Regions from separate parts of the Mus musculus genome. Here region 2 is linked to region 1. A link is a loop called in an ENCODE intact Hi-C map of the cell type or tissue named here. Cell type or tissue: left cerebral cortex. All regions are shown on one strand.

What was found. Peaks named below come from ENCODE experiments on the same cell type or tissue, not always from the same donor. Only the 100,000 strongest peaks of a DNase experiment are listed, where the experiment ranks them.
Region 2: it touches region 1 in a loop (3.0-fold over the local background); 2 of 42 quality-filtered maps call a loop at or near these places.

Annotation. Positions count from the first base shown.
Region 1 is chr4:96,013,667-96,021,666 of GRCm38, forward strand. It overlaps Hook1 (hook microtubule tethering protein 1), which reads left to right. Exons shown (of 22, transcript NM_030014.2): 16 at 1,142-1,235; 17 at 2,743-2,777; 18 at 3,277-3,359; 19 at 3,922-4,022; 20 at 5,937-6,038; 21 at 7,902-7,970. Among named protein-coding and RNA genes, the nearest start is that of 9530080O11Rik, 50 kb to the left of the region's middle. In left cerebral cortex, no CTCF peak of the experiment used is centred here; a DNase peak (open chromatin) is centred at 3,359.
Region 2 is chr4:94,951,906-94,959,905 of GRCm38, forward strand. It overlaps Mysm1 (myb-like, SWIRM and MPN domains 1), which reads right to left. Exons shown (of 20, transcript NM_177239.3): 11 at 7,008-7,085; 12 at 5,145-5,233; 13 at 1,967-2,021; 14 at 1,593-1,643; 15 at 958-1,032; 16 at 269-457. Among named protein-coding and RNA genes, the nearest start is that of Mysm1, 23 kb to the right of the region's middle. In left cerebral cortex, no CTCF peak of the experiment used is centred here; no DNase peak of the experiment used is centred here.

The DNA.
Region 1 (8,000 bases):
ATTTAATTTCAACAATATTATATGAAGCAAAACCTAACATATCAAAACTTAAATTTTTAAATAGAATAAAATGCTTTATCGAGATTTATATTGTTGAGATAAAAAATTCACTTATATTTTAATAATATTGGTTATTCTACAATCTTGGACATGGAAATGACAAACTAGTGATAAAATATTACATGAGAATAGAAACAATGCAGTATGTAAACATAGGCAAAGTTTCACTTCCACTTCATGCAGTCAGTTTCTTAAGTCACTTAAATTCAGACTCTGTTCAACTTGCCACAGGAACAATCTGCATATTGTAGCAGCAAATTGGATGCTTCCCTGGTCCTACTGAAGTGTTTGAGACTTGTATAATCATAAAGAATACTCACACCTGGCTTTTATGAATGTCCTGTCAGAATATTCTATAATAGCCTTTCTTCTATGCTTCTAGCAGTTTTTTTCAGTGTTAGAAGCTGAATCTCAGGGGTCCTACATGACAAGTAAGCAAGCAAGCAAGCAAGCATTCTGCTGAGCTATCTCCCCCCTTATAATTAATAGTCACATACAGATACTTTGGGGGGACCACTTATATTAAGTTGTCACTTTAAATTAATAACTTATGATCATACTTTTTCTGTTAATAATAAGAACATGGAGACAGAAGGTCAAAAACTTACTGAAGTTAGTTAAACAGCTTATAAACTTTGGTTTTCACATTGAAAGCATATGTTGATCTGACTGCTGAGTACTAACTTACCTCATCAACAGGGGTACTCATTATAGAGACAGTTGTAGCTGGACAGTGTGCTTATGTAGCTTTTACCAGATTTAAAGCGACCTTAGAGTTTCAGACACTTGAACTTTTTTTCTGTGAGCAAAATACTGCCTTGCTAACCCTGTAAATGCTAGGTTTCAGCTTCTAGTGAATTGAGAAGGCATGATAAACCCATGACTACATTCTGCATATGTATATACATGCTTTAAGAGAAGAGAAATTACAGCCTGTTATAGATATTGTGCTTGTCACAGATAATCACCTTGTACTTCTTTCTGCTAGCATTTCTATTAAAGGCATGAATGCACTTTTATAACTCTGTAACTCCTTGGACATTGAATATGAATAAATAAATACCAACTCATATCACAATAGGTTGAGCAAAGAGCGCATCGGAGAACTACAGCAGCAAATTGAGGACCTCCAGAAGTCATTACAAGAACAGGGCTCTAAGTCTGAAGGTGAAAGTGTAAGTAATAGAGTCCATAACTTGTAAGTTCTCTAATAATTTATGCTAACACTTGTCTGCATTTGAAATGCTACCCTTCTCATTGAGGGTGCCTTCAAATACCGTATATATCTGCATAGCAGATGCATTGGTTTGCCAACTTGAATAATAATAGATTATTCATATGTATCATAAGATGATTTCTATCTGTGCTGCTCAGCATCTATACTTAAGTTCTAAGTCTTGGCTTAAGAGAGTGGTATAATTTGAAACCTAATGGATCTGCTGGGATTTAACTAAGGTTGGCCTGAAGAAAAGTGAAATTGAGAAAAAACTTGCTAATAGGAAAATGAGAATGAACCAAGTGATTACACCTAACAGATCATTCAGGCAATCACGACCAGTGTGCAGGACTTAAACTGTGCAGTTTGAAGACAGCACTCCCATTATTTCCCTTCACACACCACACCAGAACCTCTCCGACAATATGGGCTAAGATAAGAAAACGTAAAAAGAGGTATTGTGACATATCTAGCAGTTTTTCCATACTTTACTTATATATGTGGGGAAGAAAAGAATTGAGAAAGATATATGTAGTTGAAAAAAAAAAAAAAAGGTAGATAGACCTGGATGTATTAGCAGATACCAGTTGATAGAAGTACTGGTGGGGGAGGAAGCTCCAAAGTTAGGAAAAGTAGAAAGGCAAACTTGAAAGGGATTTCCTTTCTGTGTTTTGCATACTTTATATGGTTTTCTCTTTCTTCCCTGGGGACTTGGAACATAGAAGTCATCTCATGCATGGCGGCATCTCATATGTGCATATATACGGTATTGTACCCTCTTTAATACCGATAATGCTAAGCCACGTTAGGGAATACTTTTAAGATGGCACCTGTTTAGGAAACTACATTTTGGGTTGCAGTGTTTTGAAGAATAATTCATGTTTTGTTTTTCATTTGTTACTGTCCATGTTATCAGATTGTGTCTTTTAACCTTATAGGTATTTAGTGAATGTAGAACTGGTGTTATGATTTAAAGTACTACTTTTGAAAGAGGAAAGTTGCTATTTTAAATTTGTTTTTGACAAAAATCCGGTTGTCTTATTTTAATGTTGATATTAAAGTGATTTTTACTTATAATAGTAGTTTTATAAGATAACTATTAAAATCTGTAGTTTTTAATAGTTATCTAGATACTGAAATGTTTGATACTCCTCAATATATCACATTCAGCTTATATTTGCTATTTTTTCTCCAAGTTCAAGTTTAATATTTATTGTGTTGAAAAATGTGCAGAAGTTTTCTTTGTTCCTGTGTTTTTACTTCATTTCCTGTTCTCGCTTCCTTTCCCTTTGATATAGAAATTATTCCTAAAATTTTAGGTTTTAGAAACTGTGCTGCTACAAGTACATGCTTTGAAGACTATTTTTACATAATATACCTTCAAAAGATGTTCAGAGACTTAGATGTTTGGGTAATTTACCCTTTGCAACTGAGTCATCTTAACAGCAACTATTTTAATTTTATAGTCCAGCAAATTAAAGCAGAAGTTGGAAGCTCATATGTAAGTAAAACTGATGTTTCATTTCAAAGGGGAAGGGTTGTAGAAGCTTCTGGAAACTGTTCTTTTCTGATTTGGTGGAGGAATGCCTGTGCTCTGATGTTCCTAGACTCCTCACCACTGCTACCAAAAGCAAAGAAAACATTTTCACCTGCTCATGCCTGCCAGCCAGCCCAATGCTAATCTCATCTGACACACTTAACCAAGCAGACATTACCACCTTGCTTATATGGCTGCTAACTCTGTAGAGCGCTTCCTTTCTCTTGCATAGGAAGTGGAGGTGCTGAGAAACAAGGAAAGAGTTTTGGAATGCTCTGTGTGTCAGGTGCATTAACATCCTCACCGCAATCAATGTACTTAGAAAAATATGTTCCCTTTTAACCTGTGGCAAACTAAGGACCAGACAGATTCTTGCCTGAAGGCCCAAAATTTGTGTGGCGAAGACAAGTTTTTATCCTCAAGTCTGTTTGACACCAAGCTCCATGCTCTCTCTGCTACTCAGGGAAAAACTAACAGAAGTCCATGAAGAATTACAGAAGAAACAGGAGCTCATTGAAGACCTTCAGCCAGATATAAGTCAGAATGGTAAGTGTTCATTAAAATCTGGATCAGCCTTCTCAGGCTCTGCCCCTTCTAGTGAAGGAGATAAAAATAGGTCTGTCTTTACACAGTGTGTGTAGTTAGGCACATTGCATAAGAACCATGCTATTTTTAAAAGCTCAGTTCATTTGCATATGATGTTATTTTAAAGGAAAATCAATTTAATATGATGAACTGATTGATATAAAGGAGTATCAAACATTGTATATGCTAGTCAAGTTAATACTATAGAATCTGAGTAAAATAATTTCAGAATGGATTAAAATATAAACGTCAAGTCAGGCAGTGTGTTACTTTCTTTGATGTGAACAGTATACTTTGTTTCTGTGATGCTTACTGGAAAGAACAGAAGTGTCTAGATTATAGACAGTGATTGAGGGTACCTTACTTGTTTTTGATAAGAATGAATAACAAAGAAGAAGTTAAAGGGTTTTCTTGGAAACAGTCTTACCAGCCAATGGAAAATAAGTTTGATAAAGACAAGTTTTGTGTGCAAATCAAGTGTTTTAATAGGTAATAATTGATTTAATTTTATTTTCACAAATAGCCCAAAAGATCAGTGAACTTGAAGCGGCTCTTCAGAAGAAAGATGAAGACATGAAAGCAATGGAGGAGAGATACAAAATGTACTTAGAGAAAGCCAGGAATGTGAGTGACACCCTCCCTCAGCTGATCCCTGTGCCCATGTTCTATCATACTCAGTTCTGAGAGCACTGCCGCTTGGTGTCGAATCTAGTCACTTTGCTGTTCTCTACCTTGCCTTGCCTTGTCTGTGAGGTCTGGTGTCTTCTATGTGACTCCTGCATACTCAGTAACATTCCATCTTAGTGTCAGGTAAACATGACCTTAGGGACAGCTTGAACATTGATAGAAAGGAGTGAACTTACTAAACAAAGTGGCTGCTGTAGTAGAAAGTCTTTTACTTCAGAACAATGAACCTAAACTTTTATGCTAATGTTTGTCCAGACAACGCCATGGGTATGAAATGCACAGGCAAAGTGCACGTCTGAAGAAATACATTGCTTTGTTAAGTTCTAACTCAAATGTCCAACTCTCTCCCTCTATGACATGTTGCCTGAGTTTACAAAACAGAACTTCTCACCATGTTTGAGTCCTCTTGCATTGCATGGCAGAAGTATGTCTTCCTTAGACTTTTATCTTTTGATACATGTTGAAGTGTCTTGAGGATGAAGAAGTGTGTCTTGCATTTCTGTAGCATTAACTGTTTTGTAAATCTGAGGCTGGACTTGCAGCTGTATTGGTAATCTATCTTAGTCTTCATCTCTCGCTTTTGATTCTTGGTGTGGGTTTGTCCAAAATAAGGATACTTGACTGGATAATCTTTGTTAATTTTACTAGAATGTTAGCAAACTGGACAGAATTGTTCACCTTTTGAGGGCATCTCTGAGAATGTGTCCAGTTGGCTTTATTTTACACCTCAGAGACTTAAAGTCTATCTTGATGTTCACCAGACTTTTCTAAAAGCCTTTCTTTTCCTTATTCTATACTTTGACTAAGTTACCTGTGAAAATATATTTTCACAGTCTTTATTTTCATATAAATATACTCTCAGAATGTTAATATATTCTTTTTTATTTAATGAATTAAGGGATTTTGTGGTGGTGCAACTTTAAAATACTGGTAGTATATTTGTCTTATATTTAGATTCCATATATTTACCAGTTAAGGTGTCAATGTAAGCTGTAGCAAAGGTTGAACCCCAAATCTCAAGAGTTCACATGTTGGACATTTCTTTCCTAGTTGTAGTGTATGTAGTCATAAGTGGGAGGGTCTCTGAAATAGTCATTCAGGCTTTAACTTTGGAGCCCGAGGTTTACGTAACATTGTCACAGTACTAGATGAAGAGAGACAATAAAAACTTCTGAGGAAATATATAAAAGGCCAGGCCTGGAAACAGCAAACCTCAGTGGCAGAGCTCACACGTATGGCCACACTAAACATCTAAGAAGAAAAAAGCATATACCATAGGTATAATTCAGAAGTAAAAAGCAAATAGATTTGATAAACCTGTGGTGCCTGGGTTTGATTTCCAGCAGCTGTCTGGTGGCTCACAACCATTTGTACATCCAGGTCCAGGGAATCAGATGACATCTTCTGGTCTCTGTGGACACAAAGTATACATACGGTGCACATCCATACATGTAGGCAGATACCGAGAGATGAGGTTAAGAAGGTAGTGAAAGCCCTGCATTCAGGGTTACCTTTTATTGGGAGTAAAGTGGAAAACAGAAGGCTTCTGAGTACAGGTATGGCATGATCTGACTTAAGTTGTTACGGAGTCATGACCATGTCACCTTGAAAAATAGCACTCAGATAAAATAAAACTAATAAATCTAATTCTAAAAAGCAAAACAAACCTCAGTGCTCAAAGTTTAAGTAACAGAAAGACTAAATTGTTGTCATTGAAGATGTACAAGATGAATTTGGTTTGGTTGTAAACAAATTTCTAATGACTTTGTGGATAATCTATAATTTTTATAAAGCATATTCTTGTGTTCTTGATACCTGTAAAGTCAAAATGGACTTTTTTCCTTTATGTAGGTAATAAAAACTTTAGATCCCAAATTAAATCCAGCATCAGCAGAAATAATGTTACTCAGAAAGCAGCTGGCGGAGAAGGAAAGAAGAATTGAGATTCTAGAGGTAACATCTCCACATTCATTAGCGCCTCACCTCTCCATGGAGTCCTGGGAGTTAACCTCTGTCGTGTTTGCCATTCATAAAACCTTTGTTAATCATGGTGGGATCCTGATAACTGGTTGAGTTCTTAGTTTTTTTTTCTTACACAATTTTTATACTAGTATTTAAGTCATTTTTGTAAATAAAGGTGGATGTGGTATTGTACAGTTTTAAGTAAGATTCATTAATTGCTTTTTTAGTTTCTATGGTAAAATATTTTACAGGATTACTATTTTCAGAGTTACTATTTTTGGAATGGATACATACTCCTTTAGAGGCCATGCTGAGCTGTGTTATTTGACTTCCCCCATGAACTATGATTGGCTTCTTCTCACATAACTAGAACAGTTTGTTCATACCCTTTACCTTGTATGATTTCCCACCAAATAATTATGAGCTGTGATGGAATTATTTTCACTCAAAACTTCTAACATGTTCTTTCCTACACCCAGAATCTATATACAAGGCTGGTGTGTGCCTGCTATCATCATTTGTCCAGACAATGCCATGGGTATGAAATGCACAGGCAAAGTGCACGTCTGAAGAAATACATTGCTTTGTCAAGTTCTAACTCATATGTCCAACTCTCTCCCTCTATGACATGTTGCCTGTGTTTACAAAACAGAACTTCTCACCATGTTTGAGTCCTCTTGCATTGCATGGCAGAAGTATGCCTTCTTTATATTTATATCTTTATCTATTTATATTTTTATCTTTTGATACATGTTGAAGTGTCTTGAGGATGAAGAAGTGTGTCTTGCATTTCTGTAGCATTAACTGTTTTATAAATCTGAGGCTGGACTTGCAGCTGTATTGGTAATCTATCTTAGTCTTCATCTTTCGCTTTTGATTCTTGGCATGGGTTTGTCCTATTTAAAGTAAGGATACTTGACTGGATAATTTTTGAAATCTTAGTTTTCCAAGTGTGTTGACCATTCATTTTACAGAGGGAACCAATGCACACCATTGCTAATACTCAAAGTATATTCCAAAAAAAGCAATGATACTCACTAGATGATTCTGAAGGAAAAGCCTCAATTAACTCAAAGCATATGGGTGCTTAATTTTTGCTCATTCATTCCTTGTACATAAGAAAAAAGAGAAGTTGAGTTGCAGGGACTGCTCTCCAGGTGTTTGGACCTGCATACTCTCTGTCCTGTGAGGCTGTTTTTTTTAGGGAAGATTCAAGCATTCACTGTTATGTATACTTTTTATGTGTGTCACCTATACCTGTTGCTTATAAGAATTATAGAACTGTCTGTATTAGAATAATAAAAGTCCATCAATTTGTACATTAGTGCATGGATATAGTCATGGTGAGTGGTAAAAAAAGGAGCCAAGAAGAAATAAGGAAATGTTGTGCTGAGGAGCCTAGCAGTTTGTTTGCTCTGTCCTTTCTTCTTAGTTTTGACTCCTTAGATACAGTGCCATGTTGATATTTTAGCTAGTTGCTTTTGTCTCAGATCATAAGAATTAGTAGTACAGGAATTGATCATAAAGGGTGTTTTGTATATGTGTTTAAATTTCTATTTCTGAGTAACATTTCTAAAATGAAGATTCTTCACATTGTATTGTCTTTCCAAAAGCTGTTTTGATTGTGTTCTGCATAATTCACTCCTTTATTTTTAGTTATTTATGTACCTCACTAACGCATGTATTTCTATTCTCCCAGGAGTGAGATAGTATTTTACTTTGTTTTCAGTAATTTGGGGGACACTATCACTATCTTAACTGTCTGAGTTGTTCTTTTCTATTGCAGAGTGAATGTAATTTTGGGGGACACTATATCGACATCTTAACTGTCTGAGTCATTCTTTTCTATTGCAGAGTGAATGTAAAGTAGCAAAATTGAGGGATTATGAGGAAAAACTCATTGTTTCTGCCTGGTATAACAAGGTGTGTTGAGCTTCAGTGGTGAGTGGGTTA
Region 2 (8,000 bases), 1.1 Mb before region 1:
CTGTCCTATTGCATATTGTCAGTTTTTAAAGGCTCTAGAAATCTGTCTAAACCAAAACAACAACAACAACAACAACAAACCTGCTTATACTCAACTGCTGACCTTCCAAATGCTTACTAATGTAATTTCATGGAAAAAAGCAAATTATTTCAAAACTGCAGATGCAAAGAATGTTAGAATTGTAAAGCTAAAAGTAATAATGTTATTCCATAGAAATCAACAAGAGGATGTGTAATAATTTACAAAATGTAGGTATGTAACAACACACCTGGTATTTGGCTTGTGTGTCAATATCTCGTAAAGATGGATTAGGATCAAATGCAGGATGAGAATGGTACCACCCAATGACACTGTAGCCTCTAAGAGCCAAGGTTTCTGAGGCCTGTGTCTGTGATACAGGATCCATCTCACACTGAAGTCCTGTACTCAGACTGTTACATGGTTCTGCTGCACAGACCTGTAAGAGATTGTTCTTGAAGGATTATAGTGAAACCAATTGTATTACTTGCCAAATAAATTAAATTCCCAAAGTGTGACTGTAGGCTAGGACTTTAGCTAGCACTTTCTAATCTAAAAGGTATGATAACGGTTAGTTTTCCAGAGTGCACTATAATGCCTAAATGTTGCATTTTCAACAGTTCCTATTATATATGAAAATAATTTCAGCAGAATGATGAATATCAGTTTTTACCCATAAGACTAGCATATATTCCTTCCCTTAGTTGTAGCTTTTCTCTGGTGAAGGTAGCGTGTAGCCAAGGCTGCAGAATCCTTTCCCTCTGATAGAAAACAGATGCTCATATGTGGAATGCTAAGTCATTTCTGAACATATAACTTTCTATACTTGCATACTCTCACACATAAAGATATAAATCAATATTTTCATTATATTTTCTAAATTCTATAAAATATTTGGTATAGCATCTGGTAACTGAAATGTTTTAAAAGAAGACTTACTTCAAGGACCTTATCAGCTTCTGAGTATCTTCCTCCTAGAAGCCCAATCACCTCTGCCATAGACACGTGGGCGTGCTAAAGGAAACATGAGGGCAGACTCAGACCACATCTGCAAACACAGCTCCCACATCAATCCCCTCACTATCATGGAATACGGCTGTCAGTGCAGTGACAATGCTCTGAAGGAGAGGCCCTGCAGGCCTCCTGTTGCCTCAGAGGCTTGGGAAGATGGAGCCTTTTCACTGAAGAAATCTGCACTCTAGGGGCACAAGAAGTCCCTATAGAACCTCCTGTAGAAGACCAACACTAGCACACACAATTGGTAGACGTGTCTGTCTGCAGTTACTGAGAACAAACACGGAGCCTCTGCATTTTAGACACGGTGGAGTTCTGGTCATCTACCGGACAGCAGACATTGGTTATTACAATATGGTAAATGGTTAATAATGGTAGTCAGTTGGCAAAACTCACATCAATTCATTTTGTTCTAAACTATGGAAATATACAACTGTCTGGCCTTTCTTCAAAAGAAAATTTCAATTCCTTGTAAAGAGAGTACTTAATAAACAAACAAACAAACAAAAAAAAACGAAAACAAGAACAAAAAGAAATAAAGTACACTGTGTTATCCTTACCAAATTCATTATTAAAAGTGCTTCTGCAGCTACTTTCACCTGAAATGGCTCCTGAAATATAAGGAGAAGGAAAGCATAAAGAGAGAGCCTTTCTTCTCCCTGATAGCAATACCCATCTTTTCTCCTTACCCACCCTACCAAGGTCTCACCATTCATCAAAGTCCAATGCAAACTAGATTTTAAAACACGTAAGCTTCAAAGCCCCAGCAGCAAACTACTCCCTTTCCTCTCATTTTCTGCCTGACTCATTTACCAGATCCTTAATATAGCCTGCCATGTCCAATTCATTTATATACATGCCTCACACACAGAGATAAAGGGTATTTCCCATCCAATTGGAGCATTATTTATAAGCAGTTATTGACAATAAGTACCTGCTTTTCTTCACTGAAAAAATTACAAGGTATCAGTTGGAAAGGATCAAGTGAGCTGAAAGAGAAAAAAAATTAATATAATCTCAAGGAGACTGAGAAAAAGTATTAATCATTAATTAGAAAAATTAGCAATAATATAAATCCAAACTTTTGCCTGAAGGAAAAACAATTAGACCAGGAGAATCCCTTATAAGACGTTAGATGTGCTTTTAGATCTGATAGAAAGCAGGAAATTCATTTTTTTTTTTTTTTTAGCAACCAAAGGTTTATGATAAACAAGGACAGCTGACAAGAGATAATAACACTGCAATGAAAGAACTGTTTCCCTGACATGAAACCCAACAGAAAGTAAGAAGTTTCTCATAAAATTTGGACGGGTTGAGTGTTATGATGTATTCCTTTAATCCCACAAATCTGGAGGCAGAGGTTAGCCTGGTCTACTCAGTGAGCTCTAGGCCAACCAGGGATTATATATTGAGACTGTCTCAAAAGAAAGACATGCACACACCAACACTATCATAATAGATCCACTACAATGGAGATTCAATAAATGCTTTTTAAATTATTGAGTAACAAGTCTGCTAAACTAATGTAAAAAGAAGCCCTATATTATTTCAAAATGTAAAGAAATGGAGAGGAGAAAGAATCTAGGCAAGGGTAGATTTAAAAACATGTTTGGAACCAGAAAGAAACACTAAGAAAGGTTTGACCACTAAAAACAGCACAACAATTTTTAAAATTTATTAATTTCTTAGATTTATAAAGTTTTGCTTTATGTGTCTCAGTATTTTGCCTGGATGCAGGTCTATAAGTTTGTATGTGCCTGGTGTCCATAACAGTCTGAAGAGAACGTCAGGTTCCCTGGAGCTGGACTAATGGAGCTGTGAGCCACCGTAGGTGCTGGGGACTGAACCTTATCTCCAGGCACTGAAACAAGGTTTATAGAAAGAAATTCAATCAGAAATATTTCTATTCAGACACCTTGGAGTAACACGTTGAATTCCCAACTGATGAGCGTCTGTGAGGGTACTTTGTCTTACTAGGCTTATGCCCCAGGGCCCAAAACACGCAGAATTTGAAAATAAAAAAAAGAATAAAGATCTTTAAACTAATTTAAAAGTGGATAAAAACCAACAACACAAAATGATACCCCCCTCCCCCGCTCCCACAAGGCTTATGGGCTGGAGAAATGGCTTGGAGGCTAAGAGGCCTAGATGCTCTTCCAGAAGACCAAGGTTGATTGTTAGTACCCACACCGTCCCTCACAACCATCCAACTCCAGTTCCAGGGATCCAGCAGATTCCGATAGCTGCCAAGGCTGTCAGGCATGCACTTACACTATGTACGCCAAGCAGCCATACACATAAAAACAAATAAAATCAAACGAAAACTAACAATGCAGACTGAGATGGAGTGGGAACGTATAAATGCTGAAGAGTGAATAAACTGAAGAATGTCTCTGAATGTAACCTGCACAGACAGGAGCAGGCTGTTGTTTCCTGAAGGGCTGCGGAACATGGAGGATCAGAAAGCTAGAGAGACAATGGACGGAACACAAGAGTAGATATTGCAAACCGATGCATTAGATACTGAATACCAGTCAAAGTCTAGAAAAGCAAAGGTGACTAATATTAACGTGCCATGAAAAATAAACATTACAAGTAAACTGCACAGACATTTTTAGTGGGAATGCTCTATTGTAAACGAGACACTACAAATTGTAAATCTGATTTTTAAGCAAGATATATATGATTTGTGAATGAAACTGTGTTAAAGTATATTAGATGACTAAACAATGATATATAAGGCTTATTCCAGCAGACCTTTTTATTTGGTGATCAATAGGAGAAATAGTACCTTTATTTATACTAAGTTGCTAAATTGCTAAATCAATCAATCAATCAATGCTAAAAGCACAAAGCTGAGAAAACCATGCATTGATTTAAAAGGTTCCTGGAAACACAGAATAATTTAAAAATCACAATAAATCAAAGTCTCACATTTAGATCCAGAATATTAACTGTCTAAACATTGTAAGGAGTCTAGGCTTATTAAAATTTTTTTTTTTTTCCCAGAGGGTAAGGTTAAATTTCCCTTTTGAAGAGGTAACAGAATTATAGTACCAGGTCTAAGGACTCCTGGGCCTTTCTAAGCCTGGACTTAAATCACAATTTCTACACTGAGCAGTATGACCAAATATAATATGTCTCTTTGCCACTCCATTAGCTTATAGGTGAATGGGTGTGACACTAACGCTGCAAAGGTCTGTCAAGGGATTGACTGTGATCACATAAAGACCTTGAACATAGCAAGCAGCGAGAGCTGCTTTAACTAGTTTATAAATGAGGACCCAAGCCCTGCCAGGGAAACATAACTGCAACAGTATTTCTTAACATCTTGCTTTGAAAAGTGAAAAGCCAAAACTAAAGTCTACTTAATGGGCATCTGCAGGCAGGAAGAGGCCTAGAAAAATCAAGGAACTCAATTTACTAAGACCATATTGCAAATTATAAATTTCAGCTTACTGTATCACATTAAAAACAATAAACTCCACAACAACTTGTCAAAATTCAACCAGAAAACGAGACTATTTGGCCATGTCGAGGGTTGAGTGACTCCTGTTGTACTCAGGTCCCCTAGGCAATAATCCCCAATACTCAATGTGCCAGAGCTTTGAAGCACTAGCTCAAATTTTTTCAAACTATTAATCTGTGAAATAAAATAATTTTTAAAAAAATTCCAAAATGTAATCAGCAAGGCTAAGAGAATGGTCCAGTGGTTAAGTGCTTGTCTTGTAAGCAAGAGAGCTGGAGTCTGGAGTCCCGGAAACCCATGCATATGCTGTGTGAGCATAGTAGCTCACCTGTAATTCCAGTCAAGCTGACGAGCAAAATTAACAACACAGGCAAGTTGTGGTTTTAATAGAGACCATGCCTCAACAAATAAGGTGTGAGAATAATAGAGGACGTTCTTGACATGAACCTGAGGCTCACATATGCATACAGAGACAATAACACGAATGCACGCGCATGTGTGTACACACATACACACGCGTGCATGGGAAAAAGAAAAAACCTATTTCCTGGATACATGCAACTACTGGGCATTTTTTTCATGTACTTTCTACACATGTGTGTTAAGTTAAAAAAAAAATACATTATGTAACATAACATTGTACCTTTTTGGAAGTTTTGAAGCTTTCGAAAATTTAATAGGTTTGCACTTTTCCTCTTCTTTTCTTCTTGCCATCTCCTCCACAGACAAATGCTAAAAGAGCCAATCAAAGGGCAGAATAAATATAACAGTTAAGAACATGTGAGAACAAGACCAAACAGGTTGGTATACATTGTTTCCTTGCTACTAATAAATATTGGGCAATAACTTCTAAAATTATATCAAATTATATAGCCGCATCAAAAGGAAAATTTGCTTCTTCTGAATTGCCCATTTCAATCAATGGTAACAGTCATTAAGTTTCAAAAACCTTCAAGTCTATCATTTCCCATTTTTAGTTTCCAGGGCTGAGGTGGCTGAATTTTCTTTCACAACTCAGATATCACAGTGTGATAATCAAGAATGTGTGACAATCAAGCGTGCAGATTCCAAGGGCTAAGGAGGTAGCTCCGTGGTGAAGCATGCCCAGCATGCACGAGGCCTCGCTTTGATCTCTGGCACCATGGACTGGGGGTCCTCAAAAATCAAAAAATTCTGGAGCAGAAATGTACAGCTCTACTACATCATTAGCTGAGAGACCATCACCGAGCTCTGGAGCCTTCATGCTTCAGTTTCCACATCTTTATGAAGCAAATAATAAGAGCACTAATAATAGTGTCATGGTGTGCTGTGCAGTTAACTACGTAAATGTTCATAATCTAGTCACCTCTACACTCTTAATTATACATACTATGCACCTTTCCCAGAATATTAGTATTTTCCTATATCTGTGCCTTTGCCTGTGCAACTCCCGCAGCCTAGAATGCTTCCATCTACATTTTGAGGTGATTCTTCTCCTGATCCTTGGGTTCAAACATCTCACTTTTTATGAACTCTTTCCTCATCACACTCTGGGAGTACCTCATATCCTTAGACCAACCTTATGGGAAGGAACCATATATTACTTGTTATTATGCCAGCAAGAGTTCAGGTGTAAGGCTGGGGGCAGGTAGGGGGCATGAGGAAGGTAACATTTCTGAGTACCTCGTCTGAGCAGCTTTACTGGATGTCCAATACTAAGATCTTAATACACTTCCTCTCAGTTCTTTTAAAATTCTTTCAGAGGGCTATCATCCTTACTTCATAAGTTAAAATTTAAGATTTAGTACAGTTAAGTAGCTACTTGAGATAACAAAACTAATACTTTCTTTCCACTCTACTACACTAATTATTGACAACAAATTTTATATGTGTACACATGTGTGCATGTGTATATATGTACAATATTTGTTGCCTATGTTTCCTATCAGGGACCCAACTTCTATTAGTAGAAATAACACTTGAATATATATAATTCAGTATGTATAATATTTAGAACAGTATTTCAATTGGTTATCAAACATCATTCAAAAGAATATCATTTGAGAGAGAGAGAGAAAGAGAGCGAGCAAGCATTTTATGGGGCTAAGGGAAGAGCGAGCTGTTGCTGGCTTTCTGCAGGCTAGTCACAGGAACCATGGTGGCGAGTGAGACCACCATTGCCTATTGCTGGTGCTTAGCCGGTTTAGTGTCTGTGTGTGTGTGTGTGTGTGTGTGTGTGTGTGTGTGTGTATGTGTGTGTCCGCTCGTGCATGCTTATGTAACTACATGCTACACATCTTGACTTAAGAGACAACAATGTGGAGATTGAGAATCAAAATTCTCAGCACAAGTCAGACTTCTAATTAACTCTACCATTTGCCTATGGCTTGGTTAATGGTAATTTTTCAATAAACTAATTAACATAGGGAAGATCATACACACAGTAACAATGAAATCAGCATAATATATAGGAATTAAAATAATGAAACAAGGTTTCATGGATGAACCACAAATATGGCCAAATTACCTCAAATGTTTGTCCTTCTAAGTCTTTTGCATCACACCAGTTTCCCCATGGATCTCGGACCCTGCGTCTCCTCGTTCGCTACATTCAGAACAAAAATAAAGGCAAACGTAACAAAATTAGCCTGGTTAAAATCTTTAACATATGAACACACAACATGTAAACAATAACTATTTAAGTAATGTCTGATCATCACTCAGTAAACTGTATTCTACTGACCATGTGTACCAGTGAGTTCTCTGCTTAGATACCCAACCCAATTCTGGGCACTAGCAGCAGCCGGCAAGGCAGACCTAGGCGGTGGCATCAAAGGACTGCTTTAAAAAGCATGGCGCTAACAATTTTCTGCATTTGACTTGATTTCCTTCTTACTTTCCTTTCCATTACCACTTAGGAGCTAAAACACCAAGATAAAAATATGTTAAGATCAAAAAGAACAAAGCAAATGGATTTGCTTCCATTTATCTGTGGTAGAAAAGAACACATAGCAAAAGGTGTAGTGAAAATAGAAAAAGAAAGAAAAAGATTATCCCAGCTTTAGGAAGGTCAGTGCTAAATTAATATAAACACTGAGAAGCCACAAAATGTGTAGACTCTATGACTTAGCTAGATTTGCTAACATTGTATCTGAGGTGTGTAAAATGGACCAGCTTCGAAAGAGAGGTGTGTAACTTGTACAATCCAAAGAGCCATTTGAAAACAACCTTTCTTAAAACAGCAAATCTGGGTAGAAATTGTTCACAGCCAAAATAATCTGGGATTTATTTTACCTGTCACCAATTTAATGTGAAACTAATGAGATCTTATTGTGACTGGCTTACAGGAAACTTGCTGGACAACTGTTATTTTGTTTTTGAGATATGGTCTCACAGTAGAGATCAGGCTGTCCTTGAACTCACACAAATCTGCCTGCCTCTCCCTTTTTAATGCAGAGATTAAATGCACATGCCACCACACCCAGCTAGTGTGTATGGTGCTGTGCTTTTCTGTTTTTAT